Regions from separate parts of the Mus musculus genome. Here region 2 is linked to region 1. A link is a loop called in an ENCODE intact Hi-C map of the cell type or tissue named here. Cell type or tissue: left cerebral cortex. All regions are shown on one strand.

Region 1 (8,000 bases):
TCAACGCTGGCTCTTGCTTCCTCCACCTTGTTCAGTCTGTTTTGTTGACTTGGCTGGGGTATTTTCTGCGGAATATTTTTCACTCGGGGTGGTACACAGGTGGTTGACATTTTTATAGTTTCTTATCTGAACTATCTTGATAAGAAACCAAGTTTTGTATCCCAACCATTTCCTCTCAGAATTCCATGGCAATGGCTTTGTGGTCTTTGGCATTGTCCGACAAACATCAATATGACAAGGTTCATTTGGAAGCACCCTGACTCTCCTTTCCTCATCATCTCCCACAGAGCAGAAGGGCTTGCCCAAAGTCAGGTTCCTGGGAAACAACAGGCTCTCAGCGAAAGCTGTATTACAAACAGGAGCGGACACAGTGAAGAAGCCATTGCCTGCACAGACTCCTACCACAGGGACGCTGACCATCCCTGGGCTCTCATCATCAATTAGAAGGCTGCTAAGCCTTCTCTCCAGCTGACCTGATCCCTCTGGTGTCTGATCTCTCCTCTCGCAGCTTTTGGTCAGTGCCATAGGCGCCACTCTGTCCTTGCTTCCCACATGCTCCTCATGCAATTTGAAAGTTGGCTGTGAGGACACACTTGCCTGTCAGTACAGATATGTCCTGATATTTGCAGTCTCTCTGAACGAAGTCTCCATCTCCATGGAGATGTGAGATATATCTCCTCCCTCCTTCCTGCTACCTCTGGTTTGGGACAGAAGACCAGAGTCTCCTTTGTCACCCTCTGCTGTCTTCCTGAGCATCCTGTTAAAAATATTTTGACTGTTGTCTGTCTTATCTGTCCTGTTTTTCATTTCCCCTTTCCTTTGACCTTAGGGAGAATTTATTGAGTTCATCGGGTAGTGATGAGCAAGTCCCATTTGCCTTGATTTTTCTGTCCTTTATCTTTAGGTGTGTGTGTGTGTGTGTGTGTGTGTGTGTGTGTGTGTGTGCCCATGTGCATAACTGTGTGAGGCAACCACAGGACAACCTTGGTTCCTGAGGTGCTGTTCATTTGTTAACTGCATCTCTCATTGGCTTAGAACTTGACAAGTAGACTACACTGGAGAGTCCCAGGGACCCAGCGCTCTCTTTTCTCCACTGTGCTGGAGTTACAGGTGCATGCCTGTAATGTGCATGTATGCGTGTGTGCATGTGTGTGTGTGTGTGTGTACATTATCTAGGGATGGATTCTAGGTCTTCAAACTTCCATAGCAAGCGCTCTGATGACTGAGCCACCTCCCCTGCCTTCTTTCTCCCTCCACTACCCCACCCTCTTACTTCTGAGCATCACTGTTTCTGTCAGCATCACGAGCTGAACCTGCTTAAGGGTTTCCAGGTAGTAGATTTGGGACTTTTCCATAGGAATGGCTAAGAATTCCAGAGGCCATCTTCCCACTCTCCAGAAAAGTGTAACAGTGAATTCAAGACTACTAGGGCACATCAGCAAAGAGAATGGACCCATAACTGGATGCCCAGCTGAACTACTCTCCTGCTTCTGAACATGTGGGGGTGGGGGAGGGGACTGCCACATGATGTGCTGAGCCCAGAGTAGGTTTGTCTGTGTTGCATCCAGGCCCCTAAGAAGTTCCCAAGCTGAGTTAGATGACAATGCCCCTGCTGTGACAACTAGTAGTGTTTCAAGGTCCACGAGCTTCTAAACCAGTGCCTTGACCAGCGTGTACCACTACAGGTTCATTGACACCAAGCTTCCACCCAGGCTTTGGGGACATTGTAGTCTAGGATGGAAGGATTTGGGATAATTCATATGTCCAGTCTCCACATCTGAGGTCAGCCAGCACACCAGGCATTAGTTGGAAGCAGGAGTCACATCAGCACTGAACAGCACCGGCAATGAAAGCCACCCAGGTGCCTAAAGGCAGAGCTCCCCACAGCAAGGAAGACTCAAAACAAGCCCAGCATACATGCCCTTCTATGCCCTCCCCTAGAGCAGGGGACACACTGACAGCTGGGCTTCCATGGGGTTGAAGCTTAGACAATCCGCCCCCTCTGCATCCATTTCTCTCCCTAAATCCCTTGTCATGGTAGAATCTCCTCATTCCGCCAAAACTCAATTACCAGAGTCTTCCAAACGGGTCCCCCATGACCAATGACTTCTAACCTTTACCATCTGGCAGGTGCCTCTCTATTCCCCTCTCCCCCCTTGCCATGTGTTGCTTCCTAAGTGAAGGTCCTGTACGTGCTGAAGCCAGCAGGCCACTGGCTCTGAGACTGGTTTATGGGTGCTATCTTCCCTCTCACACCCATGGCTGTATTTCCTCCTCAAGACCTTCTAGAAACTTCTGGGACTGTTTACCCAAGGCCAGCTTGGCTGGCTGAATGCCAGATGAAAGCACTAGGACCTGTGACACCCCGTAATCAGGAATGAGGGGAGACTGGGGAAGTGGGTGAAGACCCCGCTAAACACACCCTCAGAATTTGGATGAAAGTCACCTGGGCTGAGACTGGTGTTCTCTGCCCCAGTGCTGCCAGTGTCCTCTTGTTTGCTCAGGGATGCGCATGATTGGCTCTGCAGAGTGAATCCCCCTTGCTCGATCCAGGGGATATTCTTGTAAAGAGAGCTCTGCGTGCACACAGGGAAAGAGTCTCAGGAATGCAGGGGAAGGAGGGTACCTTGAGTCTCCTCGCAGACCCAAGGACACCACTGGGACTTACTCAGCTCAGACAGCAATGGATTTTGTATAGCTGAAACATATCAGTGTGTACGTGTGCACATGCAGATAGATGTGTGTAGGCGTGGAGGTGTGGGCATGCATGTATGTGTACCCGTGAGCAAGGAAATTGACATGGAATGATTAAGCCAGGGAAGAGTGGGGAACATGGAATGGAGAGGCAAGCCCACCAAGGGAACTTTAATAGCCAGCTTTGTTCAGATGAAACACTGTCAAGTAGACAAACTCTGGCATCTAGTTCTCCTACAGTCCCAATAAGTCTTATCTTTAATAAAATGTGGGAAACTGAGGCAGTGGAGCAGAGAGATCATGGAACAAACTTAGCTTTCAACATCACTCTTGCTATTTGCTTCCCAAACCTGATGATCTATTCGCTAGAAGAAACTGGAAGGTATCTGGAGAGACGGCTCAGTGGTTACAGTGCTTGGCATGCAAGCATGAGAACTGGAGTCCAGAGCCCCAGAATCCACATAAATACTGGGTGGAGTAATAGCTCTCCCAAAATTTCAGCCTTGGGAAGAAGAGACAGGGGATCATAGAGGAAGATGGCTAGCAGACCAGCCCGATCAGTGAGCTCTGGGCTTGATTGAGAGACCTTGCCTTAATGAATGAATGAGGTAGAAGGAAAGATGAGGATGATTCAACCTCTGGCCTCTGCATGTGTGCACATTTGTGCACAGGCACCCATACATACAAACATGCATATACGCATAAGCACGCCACACATATGCACATAAAAGGTTTTTTTTTTAAAAAGCTGGAATGTTCTAAAACCATATTATACCAGTTCAAGAAAATCTTGGGGAACAACAAATGATTTTCAAGTATTAGGGCATGTTCTAAACCAGGTGTGGTGGCACACTTCTGTTGTTCCAGCAATGAAGAGGCCCGGGCAGGAGAATAGAAAGTTCCCAGCTATATAACAAGGCCCACCCTAAAAAAGATAGACAGACAGAGAGGGGAAGAGAAGAAGGTGTGAGGGGGAGGCAGTGAGGCAGGGACAGAGTGGAGGAAGAGGTGGAGACAGAAAGAAAGAATGTACTTGGAGTTGTGTACTTTCTAGTTTGCAAGCTGGCAAAATATGTGGGTGTTTACCTGTATGTGTGTACGTGTATCATGCGTATGCTTAGTGCCCATTGAGGTCAGAAGAGGGCACCGGGTTTCCTGGAACTGGAGTTATGGATGGTTTTGAACCACCACGTTGAGTACTAGAATTCCCACTGTACATATTTAGTCCTCTGCAAAAGTAGCAACTGCTCTTAACCTCTGAGCCATCTCTACAGCCCCACAAATTATCTTCTGATTAAAATATTTTCTAGCCCTTCAGGGGACCAGCCCACTTGCTTGGTTCTGCCAGCCTCAACAGTGTGTGGGCAGTGGGCAGAGGACCAGGACATCTGATTCCCAGACAGCTGGCAGCCAACCTCAGCCGCTGCTCTGCACGTGTTCCAGTCCCCAGCCCTGATTCCTTGCCTCTTGTAGCCAAGGGAACAGGCAAGCCCCAGGACAGGACCAGGTCAAACTGAAGGAAGTGAGCCCTCGTGCTGAAGGCCATAGGAAAGTTCTATGCAATGGATGGAGAAAATGACTGTCTGGGGACCCTCACTAGCCAGTCACAAGCATAAAGAAGGAAGTACAATAGTTTCTAGTCAGTGTAGGGAAGGGATGGCTTTCTATATAAACTCACACCGCTTTGTATTGGACCATCCCATCTGTTATGGTGCAGGTCTTAACTGTTCCTCTTATGGTGGGACTGGAGAGATGGCTCGGTGGGTGAGAGCCCGTGTTATCTTGCAGCAGCTCCCAGCACTTGGTAGTATGTAATCATATGTTACCAGCTCCAGGGGGTCAGGAGCCAGAGGAGCAGGTCCTATATAGTTCTGGAGGATCAGACTCCAGACACACATGTACCATATACCATCAAAAAACTTATACAAGCAATATAAACTTTTTTTTTTTTCAAAAAAAAAAGGGGGGGGGGGAACTTGGAGCTTGGTGTGGCTCTACAGGTCTCAAATCTTGTCACTCTGGAGGTAGAATCAGGTAGATTTCTGTGAGTTCAAAGCCAGATGAGACTACATAGTGAGATCCTGTCTCCAAAAACATTAATCAATCAATTAAGACAAAAGGATGCTTGGACTTAACGCCATTTTGTTGTTTGTTGTTTGTTGTTGTTTGGCTTGTTTGGTTTTTTTGGTTTGGGAGGGGTTTTTTTTTCCTCCCCTAAAAGCTCATTTTGCTGCTTGGTTGGGCCCCCAGTGGGTGGCGCTAGAGAGAGATGGTGGAGACTTCAGTAGGTGGGGCCCTATTGGAGGAAGTTAGAACACTGGGAGTGTACCCTTGGAGGGGATATTGGGACCCACTCCCCTGCTTTTGAGCTGAGACGCATGCTCCCCACTATTGTGTCCTTCCCCTTCACAGACCCAAAGCTACAAGACTGGCCAAGGGAGCATGAACTAGAACAGAAAACCAAATCTCCTTTTAAGTTGCTTACCGCGTGCATTTTGTCTCAGCAACAGAAAGCTGGTTAATTAACACAGTACCCACACATTAGGGCCAATCGCTTGGGCCTTCTTTTGGAATCGACGAGGTCCTTTGTTCTTACAATAAACTGGAATTTTCAACTCTGAAACTTTGAGCATCCAGCTAAAGAGACAGCAAGAGAATCCCAAGTCCAACACACCCGACCAACGCCCCACCTGCTAGGAGAGTGGGTCTTCTCTCGAGCAGCTAGGCAGCAGGAAGCAGGAGAGGGGTCAGTCTGATTACTCTATGCCTAGTCGTGGTCTCTCTGGAGTTACTGTCCCCTATGGATGTGCACACACACACATCCCCAAACTCCCACAGGCCATTCATTCTCTATCCAAAAGAAGTCTTCCCTTCTTGTGTTTCCCTCTCATAGTTCATATTCAGGGGCCATCTCAAAGACACAACCCCTGAATGGGCCATCTAGCTGACCCCCACCACCAGCTTCTCCTTAGTTCTGCACTTAATTGTAACAAAGCCAGCTCTTGTTCCGGCTCCTGCTTCCCCGAAGCAGTGGAACAGTAGGGTTGATGCGAGATTAAGTTCATGGTACACAGAGATTCCCTGATCTTCACAATGTATCTGGAGACTCAGAGTGGGGCCAGCAAGGATGGGGACACAGGTGGAAATTCGACTTTAATGAGTGTTTGGCTGACTATGAAGAGAGCGCTTTTCTTGAGTCAGACCTTGCCAGGTAACTGGCCAAGCTCCTGGGTCTCCAGTCTCCTGCTCAAGCGTGTCTTGGAGAAGCCCCTAGCACAGGTGACTGGATCCTGAGCGACTCCGCTCCGCCGCCTACAGCCTGGACGCGGCTACTACGCAGGGGACTCGGGCGGCGACCCTGGGCGCAAGCACTGCAGGGAGGTGTCTGAAGCCAGGCGCTTCCTGCCTGGCCCTTGGCCCAGGGTGGTGACTGGCTGTCGCGATCGGGGCGCAGGTCCCCGCCCCCGGCTTCCAGTCCCCACCCCTGCGCCTTCGGGGGCGCCCCATCGCGGGAGGGTGGTCCGCCTCTCCCCGGTCGCCTAAGGCAGAGAGGTGGCGGGAACCTCCACCTCTTTCCCGTTTCCGCCGCGGGCAGCGCGCCGGCCAGTGCCACCGGGAGGCGCGGTCGTCCCTCCGCCCGCGCGCCGGGGGGCCGGCCCTGTCGCCTGCGCCTTTTTCCCCCGCGCACACCGCGGCGGCGCGCGGCTACTCGCCAACCGCAGGGAGCGCGGTGGCTGCAGCACCCTGCGCTCGGAAGATGGTCCCCGCGACCGGACAGCTCGCTCTGCTAGCGCTGGGTATGTAGGCAACACCCGATGTTCCCGGGCCGCTCCAGCCTGATCTCTGCGTTTCTCTTGAGTCCGCTTGGGAGAACAGAAGAGAGGCGGGTGTTTGGAGTGGGTGGGAGCGTGCGAGCCACCGGGAGTCACCAAGAACTGTGAAGTGGGGGACAGTCTTAGCGAGGTGGCCGCCGGGAGGTGAGATCCGGCCTGAACTTTACTCTGCGCGTCGTCGGCTCGCCGGTGCCCACGCCCTCCTGCCTACCTGCTGGTCGCCGAGCCGGGCTTCTTCAAAGCCGCCTAAGCGCAGGTTGTCCCAGTGCGACCCCTAGGTGGCCCTGGCCTGAGCCCCTTTCGAGTCCCTGGGGGCGGGAGCATGCGTTGCGCATCCGTACCCTTAGCCTTCGACTTGAAGCTCTCCTAGGTGTTGGGTGGGTTTGTGATTTTATTTTCTTTTAATTTTTTAATTTTTTTTTTGGTGCGGATTAATTGTCCTGTTAATGAGCTTACATGGGAGTCTTGGTGTCCCTGTCAGAGGAGGCGGGAGTAACACCTGAGTATAACCAGTTTCCTCAGAGTTGGTTCTTGGACATAAACGCGAGTGGGGGAGGGGACAATCGTCCCCCTCTAATCCCCTGGTGTCTGGGTGGTGGGAGGAACGGCCGCTGCGAAGCTCGAAGCTCGCAAGTGTGTGTTGCTACTCTCAGCTACCTGGTGCAGAGTCTGTTTGACAGAGTGGACTGAAGTACCCGGGTGTCCCAGTCACTGCTGCCGCCTTGTGAATCTTTCTGTCTGATGTTTTCAGCATTTAAAACCCTGTAAGAGGGCTGAAGCTGTAAGTCAGTGGCCAGAGTATTTCAGGCACCAAACCCTGGGTAGGATTCCCCGCCGGGCTCGTGACCCCAGTGCTCAGAAGGTAGAAACAATAGAATCATACTACTACCCTCAGCCATATATAGCGAGTTTGAAACTGAGAACCTGGTTCTAATTAACTATTAATAATTAAAGCCTTAGAAAGTAAGATGTTTGCAATCGTCCCCCACCCCCCCCACCCCCCGCTATTGACAATAGACCCCAGAAGGTGTTTATAACTCCCCTCCCTAAAATGTGCCCAGAGTAGCAGCCTGTCACAGTGAGGAAGCATCCACAGTTCTCTGGCAATCCTGCATTAAAAAGGCTCCTTCTGCTGCAGGAGGGGACACGTTGAGATGTTCCCAGCTTTGCCCTCACCTGAAGTGAGTTATGGGCAGATTTCCTCACTTATTGTTAGAGCTGCCTTTTGGGTGTATTCTATGGTCGGCTTTCACTTCATATATGAAAGCTTCATAATTTAAAGCTGTGAAATTCGCAGCCGGTGGGAAGCCTGCAGGTTATTCCCCATCCAAATGTTTCTTTCCCTCCCCGCACCTCCCCTCAGAATAGTATTACCAAGTAGAACCCTGCGGATGCTTGTGTGGTGTGACCAAGCGGCTCCAGTTCGTTCACCCACTTGGCTTGCACGCTCACTTCATGAAGGAGCCATCCTGT
Region 2 (8,000 bases), 160 kb after region 1:
GCACATACACATGAAAATGAAAAGACACACACACACATGCACAAGGCCATATCATTTCTCTTCACATCCATCCCCAGTGGACCCCCTCAATTGCCATGCACACCTAACTGGCTCCTACCATCCTCCCCTCCTCCCTCCATTATTCCCAGGGCAAAAGTCATCAGGACACACTCTTCATACCAACCTCTCCTTCCAGACAGCACAGAGTCATAACTGTTATTTCTTGTCTCCTAGGCAATGCGACTCAGCAAGGCTCCAGCCCTGTGATGCTCTGAGCTGCAGGACTGACCTGGAATGCCATGTCTCCCCTTCCCTCACAAACACATTCTTTTCATGCCTCCGTGAAGCAAGGAAAAGCCAGAAAGAGGCCAGGGCCTCAGATAGCCCTGCCTTCCAATCTCCATATTGTTGTTAGGAGAAGATCATTTTTGTCAAACCACAATAGAGAATATGCATTAGCTAGGTTTACAGAACCAGTGCAGACTGAGCCCAGGCAGACTTCCACACTTCTCTGGGACACTTCGACACTCATGCTCTGCGCTGCTCACCCCGCACACTTGAGCTGGCTTCCTACATCTCCATCTATCCCCGGGCTATGACTCCTGGAAGGAGGACCACCCAACCCTCCTGGGGCTCAGACCTTCACCTGATATTGAACTCCACTTCTTTCCAGGCCAAAACACCTCAGATGTTCCTCTTCTAGCCTTGATTTCTCGCCCTGACCCTTCCCTTGCCTGTACACAAGTGTAGTCTTACCCAAACCTTTGCTTTGTGCTTAAGTACATTTAACTTACATTTCTTTGTTTATTGGGGTGGGAGACTTGTGTATATGGAGATCAGAGGACAACCTGAGGGGACTGATTCTTCCCTCCCACCATAGGAATCCTGGAGACAGAACTCAATTAGTCAGTACTGACAACGAACACTTTATCCACTGGGCCATCTCACCAGCTCTTACCCAAGATTTTAAAACACAGTAATCTCTTGTGCATGGCATGATGGCTCATGCCTATGATCCTAGCACTTGGGAAGCTGAGGCAGGAGCATTACTGTGAATTCGAGGCCCTTGTGACCTACATAGCAAGTTCCAGGTCAGCCAGCATTGTAGAGATCCTATCTCAAAAAAACAAACAAAAACAGGACTCATAGACTTGATCCTCTCGGGCCACCATCCTTCCCTATAATCTGGCTAATGATAGCCTTCCTGGCTTCCTGCAAATGTCATCACTGAAGTCACCAGTGACCTCCTTGTTTTCAGATCTTCTGCTGTTGTTCTGAGCCTGGATCTGATGCAGCCCAGGTTTAGCCTCCAAGGCCAAGGACAACGAGGAACTTCTGATCTTCTCGGGGGAGGGGATGCTGGCACTGCACCATCATACCTGGTTTACTTTGAGGAACTATGAATTTAATCCATGGCTCTGTGAATGTGAGACAAACACTCTGCCCACTGGGCCACACTGCCTTGTAAGTACACTTGACCATGAGGAGCAGCCCCTCTTCCTAGAAACTGCCTCTGCCCCAGTCACTGGTGACACTGCGTATTCTTTCCACTTCTCTGACCACACTGTTTTAAGTTTAAGCCTTCCTTTCCAGCTCTTCTCTACAAATATTGATGACCTCTGGCTTTCTCTCGGTGGCCCTTTTCCTTCTGACTCTAGACCTGTGAGGAGCCGCCCTCACATTTGCCATTATAAGATGGCACTGACAGCTGTGTTCTAAGTGGTAAACATAGTCTGCACACATGCAGGGGCAGTTTTCCCACCATGTGTTCTGCCTTTCCCGTGATGACAACTGGGCCGATGGGCTGCAGCCAATCAGGGAGTAATACATCCTAGGTGGAGGATAATTCTCCTTAAAAAGGGATGGGGTTTCGCCATTTGCTGGCTTGCTCTCTTGCTTCTTGCGGGCTTGCTCTCTTGCTTCTTACACTCCTGCTCCTGAAGATGTAAGAAATAAAGCTTTGCCGCAGAAGATTCTGGTCTGTGGTGTTCTTCCTGGCCGGTCGTGAGAACGCGTCTAATAACAATTGGTGCCGAATTCCGGGACGAGAAAAAACTCGGGACTGGCGCAAGGAAGATCCCTCATTCCAGAACCAGAACTGCGGGTCGCGGTAATAAAGGTTCCCGTAAAGCAGACTGTTAAGAAGGATTCAACTGCATGAATTCAGAACTTTTCAGCTGGGGAACGGCGGTAACCCGTAAGTATAGCTTTACGAGGTAAGCCTGGCCTTGAACTTTCTAAGGAAATTCAAGACAGTCTATCAGAAGTAAAGTGGAAAATAGCTTTATAAGGTATGTTTGGCCTTGAACTTTCTCTAGTGTTAGAAGCCCTTTTGTTCCTTTTCACATGTTATCAAGTGGTTAAGGCAGGGCGGATTCTGGATGAAGTTCAGGACAATCTATCAGAAGTAAAGCGGGGAGAGAGAATAGGAGCAAAGAGAAAATATGGTTCACAAAATAAGTATACAGGCCTTTCCAAGGGTCTTGAACCTGAGGAAAAGTTTAGGTCAGGTAAGAATACCTGGGGAGAGATTAGAAGGAAGGAGAAGGAAAAAGAAAAGAAAAAAGATCAATCAGCAGAGGTTTTTAGGAGAAGGAGCCTATACTCATCACTAGGTGAGCTCAAGGAGCCAGTTCTTAGTAGTTCTGAATCAGATGAAAAGGCTATTAGGGCCTGGAAGGCGCTCTCCCGAGCAGGTGAAGCCACTGGACAATAATGACAGAGGCAGGCTCTTGCAGCCTACAAGGTCTTATTGTCCACCCTGGAGTTGTAGATCAGGATTGCAAAGGGGAACTTCAGGTTCTCTGTTCTTGTCCTCAAGTTGTCTTTTCTATATCACAAAGAGACAAAATAGCTCAACTAATAATTTTGCCCCTGCTGCCCTGATTAGCTGAGGCTGCGTGCCTGGTGAGGCGGCGTGGCCTGCAGTGCGTGGATGAGAGAGAGTATAAAAGGAGTGAGAGGCCCAGGGTTCGGGGGAGATATAAAAACAAGGGAGATATAAAAACAAGGGAGATATAAACAAGGGAGATATAAACAAGGGAAATATAGAGAAAGAAGAAACAGGACTGAATAAACGTGTGCAGAAGGATCCTGTAGCAGCGTCGTTCTTGCTGGCGAGTTGGGGGCGCGCGCAACATAGACCCTCAGTAAACAATCTCATCCACTGGCTGTCTCCATCAGCCTTTCAAGCCAGCCCTTCCGGATTGTAGCTTCTACAAAAAATACTAGTACATCCTACCCAAAGCTTGGACCTCTGCCTGAGACCCACAGGCACCACTTGCCTAGCTTTCAAAGTAGATCCTTTGTGAAAAGTGCCTTTACATACATGCTACCCACTGGCTGGGTTCTCTTCCACCAGGAGGCACGCATGGCCGTATACGCTGTTCCTGCCACGGGCTCCATGCAACAGGAAAGAGGACCAAGGCCAATACCAACATCCTCTCTGCCAGTGTCCTGAACTAGAATGATTGATTGTCTTGTGACAACAGTGCCCTCTTGAGGAATGTCTTTCAAAGACATTGTTGCCCTCAGTGGGCAGGGCTCCCTTCCATTCTAGCTTTCGGCTCACTCCCATGCTTTGTCATCTGTCCACTGTGAGATGCAGTTCCTTTCTTCAATCTGGTAGGTTGGAGGTCATTGTGGAAACGATGCTATGTGACTTCCAAGGCTTGGCGAACTTCTGCTGGACCTGGGACCCTGGGTTCCTGGGACCCTGTCACACCTTCAGCAGTGGCAGTGCCATGGGCTGGTATTCTGTGAGGAAGCCTAATGCAACCATGCAACAAAGCCTGCAGAAAATGCCAGTGACGAGAGACAAGGCAAGTCAGGCCATTCTGATGCAGCCCTAGCTACTTACTAAATTGAAGAGACAATCTAAGTCAGAACAGTCCAGCTGAGTCCTCCTCAAATTCCTGCCCTATGGAAAAAAATGAAAAAAGACAATAAAATTATTATTGCTTTAAAGTATTAGGGTATGTGAGTGGCTGAGTAGGTGGGTATGTCTGTCTATCTGTGTGTGTGTGTGTGTGTGTGTGTGTGTGTGTGTGTGTGTCTGTGTGTGTGTCTGTGTGTGTGTGTGTGTGTGTGTGTGTGTCTGTGTCTGTGTCTGTGTGTGTCTGTGTGTGTGTCTGTGTGTGTCTGTGTGCGCTGGTACATATAAAGGCCAGAGGTCAGCCTAAGGTATTATTCCTCAGCTACTTCTTAGCCTGCTTTTTTGAGACACAATCTCTTACTGGGACCTGGGCAATCACCAGTTTGGCTAGGCTGTGGTTCTCAGGCCTCAGGGACCTTCTGGTCTCTGTCTCTGCAGCAGGAAGAGCACACATGCACATCACAGTGACCATCACTTTCATCTACACTCTGGAACTCAAACTCAGATCCTCATGTTTGTGTAGCAAGCAGTTTAACAACTGTGCCATCTTCCCAGCCCATACGCCACTACGCTGTGAGATTATTTCATCTACCCAAGTACTAGCCAGGCCTGACTCTGCTTAGCTTCTGAGGTCAAACGGGTGTGGATACATTCAGGGTAACTTAGCTGTAGACCAAGATGATTTTTTTCTTTTATTTATGTGCATGTACACATATCTGTACATGGGTGCACCTTTATGTGGGTGCCCAGAGAGGCCAGAAGGGAGTGTTGGGTACCCTGGAGCTGAATTTACAGGCAACTGTGAGCCACTCTCTGTAGGTGGTGGGAACTGAACTCAGGTCCTCTGCAAGAGCAGTGTGTGCAATCAACTGCTGAGCCATCTGCTCAGCCCACAGAGATGATTTGGCCTGCAGCAAGCAGCACTGAGAACGGTGACCATGAAATCAGTTCTCTGTGTGCCTCAAGAGGAAGCAAAACAGAAAAGTCTAGAATGGAAATCTAATGACCAAGGTAAGGTAATGTTGTGAGACTGTCAATCAATATTTGCTTGTGTGCACTAATTTACCATTAGTGAAGCCTACCCATTTAAAAAGTCCGCTAGAAATCTGAATAGAGAGTTCTCAATTGTTGAAGAAATAAAAATGGCTAAGAAATACCATAAATGTGGTCATCATCCTTAGTACCAGAGAAATGCAAATTAAAACAACTTTGAGGTTTTGTCTCTTCCCAGTCAGAATGGTCAAAATCAATAAAACAGGGCTAGAGAGATGGCTCAGGTTAAGAGCACTGACTGCTCTTCCAGAGGTCCTGAGTCCAAATCCCAGCAACCACATGGTGGCTCACAACCATCTGTAATGGGATCTGATGCCCTCTTCTGGTGTGTCTGAAGACAGCTACAGTGTACTCATATACATAAAATAAATAAAGTCTTTTTTTTTTTAATCAACAAAACAATTGACAACAGATGCTTCCGGGTTGTGGAGAGAGAGGTCAAACCCCGATTAACTGTTGACAGGAATGCAAATTGGTGCAGCTACTCTGGAAATCACTATAAAGAATCCACATCAAACTATCATATGATCCAGGTATACCACTCATGGGCATCTGCCCAAAAGACTGGAGACCCTACTCCCCAGATCCTTTCTAAGCAATGCTTCCTATTTCCTTATTTACAATATCAAAGAAAAAGAAAACAAATTAAATGTCCTTTGACAGATGAATGGATAATGAAAATGTGGTACATATACACTATGGAATATTATTCGTCTGTAAAGAAAAGTTTAATCATGAAATTTGCAGGCAAATGGATGGAACTAGAAAAGACCATGCTGAGTGAGTAACCCAGACCTAGGACGACAAATGTTCCCTCTCTTCTGTAGCTCTTGGCTCCAGATACCCAGACACAATTATAAAACATGGAGTAATGACAGAAACCAGGAAAGCATAAAGGGGCCATAGTGTTGGGGAAGCTTGGGAGGGAAACAGCAGGAACTGCTCACCCCCAACCCTGGTGTCTCCCTCTGCCACATCTATGGGTGGCCCATCGTGATCTGCAGCAAGCCTCAGAGAGTGGGCAGCACGGCCCCAACAATGAAGATGGCAGGGCCGAGTGTGAGTCCCAGGCAGAGATCCAGAGTTCTGAGCACTACAATGAGCTCGTCCAGCCCAAGACCAGCATCAGTCGGACACAACCCTGCGGAAGTGAGCCCTTCCCAGCACTCCCAGAGGATGACACAGTCACAGCAAAGGAGGCCTCAAAACCCAGCCCACTCATGGATGTGCAGTTGCTGGTACCAGATCTCGAGGTCCCATCCTGACCTCCATTGCTGCACCCAAGACTGAGCCTGTCACCTTCCCTGCCATATAGAATGAGCCATTGGCCTAATCTGACTTCCTGCCTGCTATGAAGGTATCCAGCAGGCAGAGCTAATAGATGAGAATGGCACAGGTAGGGGAAGGCCACAATACCATCTGTGTGCTGCTCACTGGCCACAAGATGTGCACCATCTTGTCCTCCATGTGCACCACAGGATGTATCAAGACATCAGCGAACTCTAGTCCATCAGTGACCTGTCTGTGTTGATGGACCTCCTGTACACTGTCAAAAGAAGGCCTCCCAAGCCGGGCAGTGGTGGCACATACCTTTAATCCCAGCACTTGGAAGGCAGAGGCAGGCGGATTTCTGAGTTCGAGGCCAGCCTGGTCTACAAAGTGAGTTCCAGGACAGCCAGGGCTACACAGAGAAACCCTGTCTCAAAAAACCAAAAAAGAAAAAAAGAAAAGGAGGAGGAGGAGGAGGAGGAGGAGGAGGCTTCCCTGTGGAAGCTGGACCTGTGCACCACCATGCTGCCACAGATGAAGACATGTTTGCAGACTGGGTATGAGAGTATGTCCAGACTGGGTGTACCACACTGAAGCTGATTCTGTAGCAGTTCCTGGCCCTCATCGATGACCTTTTGGCAGCCCAGCCCTCTGTGGGTGTGGACATCAGCCAAGAGGAGAGACTGTATGAGTACCAACTCTGCTTCAAATAACTTAAGAGCAGCAGTGCCCTCATCAAGAGCAAGTTGGGTCTGGAAGGCCTCAATGGCAGTGTCTTTTGTGGGCTGCTCCCACTCATAGCCAGCTTGGACTGGCGAGCTCGTGGTGGGAGCACCAGCAGCTCTCACTGGCTTAGCCCCAGTTTGCTATATGCCCGTGGCCTGTGAGCCTCAGCCTGACCCCCACTCTTGCCCTAATGGCCACCCTTCACAGTTGTGGACTCAGAGCTCCCTCTCTAGCAGCCACTGGAAGTCTTGCACAGCCCTTGCTTCTTGAGACAACTCCAGGGTCAGAGCTGCTGCCATAACTTATCAGGCAGATTTATAAATTTATAATTGTCTCCAACTTCCTTCAAAAAAAAATGGCAGCCTCCACGCCTGGCTCTAAACTCTATTTTTACATCACAGATATATGTAGCCACCATAATTCATCAAAGAAGTTTCTCTTTACAACAAACAGAGCCTACAACAGAAAACCACAATTCAACACAATGCAGAGATTAACGAATCATGGGGAGCCCAGACCCCACAGATACATCTGCATCACAGCTCCAGAATTTATAGCTCGGGAACATGGTGGAAACAGGAGTGAAAAGAATCTAGAAGTCAAAACACCAGGAAATCTGCTGTGAAACAGTCTCTCCTAAAAATGACTACATAAACAAGACCAGAACAGCAGCGACATCAATGAACCTGTTAATGTGGAAAATTGTGTGGTGTCCTGCTCCTAGACAAAGAACAGCAGGCAAGTATTGACAGCTGGGGAAAAGGAGAATTAGCATCTCCCAGAGATGAGCCCTTTCATGGTTGTCCAACGCAGGGTGGTCAGCCTTGAAACCATATACACACAAACAAAAAAAACAAAACCCAGCAGGTCCTGATATATGTATGCATCGTATATGTATATAAGTTATATATGTATGTGTGTATATAACTATACATGTTATATGTGCATGTATGTATATACATATACACATATATGCAACAAATAATCAAAGATATGGCGGTTGTCAACTCTAGGGGAGAATGGAGGGTTTGAGAAGGGTCACAGGGGGGACTGGAGGGAGGAAAGGAAGAAGGGAAGG

What was found. A loop is a pair of places that touch in the nucleus more often than their neighbours do. Peaks named below come from ENCODE experiments on the same cell type or tissue, not always from the same donor. Only the 100,000 strongest peaks of a DNase experiment are listed, where the experiment ranks them.
Region 2: it touches region 1 in a loop (3-fold over the local background); 6 of 42 quality-filtered maps call a loop at or near these places.

The regions. Positions count from the first base shown.
Region 1 is chr6:86,189,055-86,197,054 of GRCm38, forward strand. Tgfa (transforming growth factor alpha) reads left to right here and starts at 6,168. Exons shown (of 6, transcript NM_031199.5): 1 at 6,168-6,491. The coding sequence starts at 6,452. In left cerebral cortex, CTCF peaks have their summits at 4,943 (motif pointing right), 6,023 and 6,817; DNase peaks (open chromatin) are centred at 4,097, 4,963, 6,110, 6,372 and 2 more places; H3K4me3 peaks cover 2,239 bases; H3K27ac peaks cover 1,710 bases.
Region 2 is chr6:86,345,977-86,353,976 of GRCm38, forward strand. It overlaps the pseudogene Gm18862. Among named protein-coding and RNA genes, the nearest start is that of Fam136a, 16 kb to the right of the region's middle. In left cerebral cortex, a CTCF peak has its summit at 3,501 (motif pointing left); a DNase peak (open chromatin) is centred at 3,472.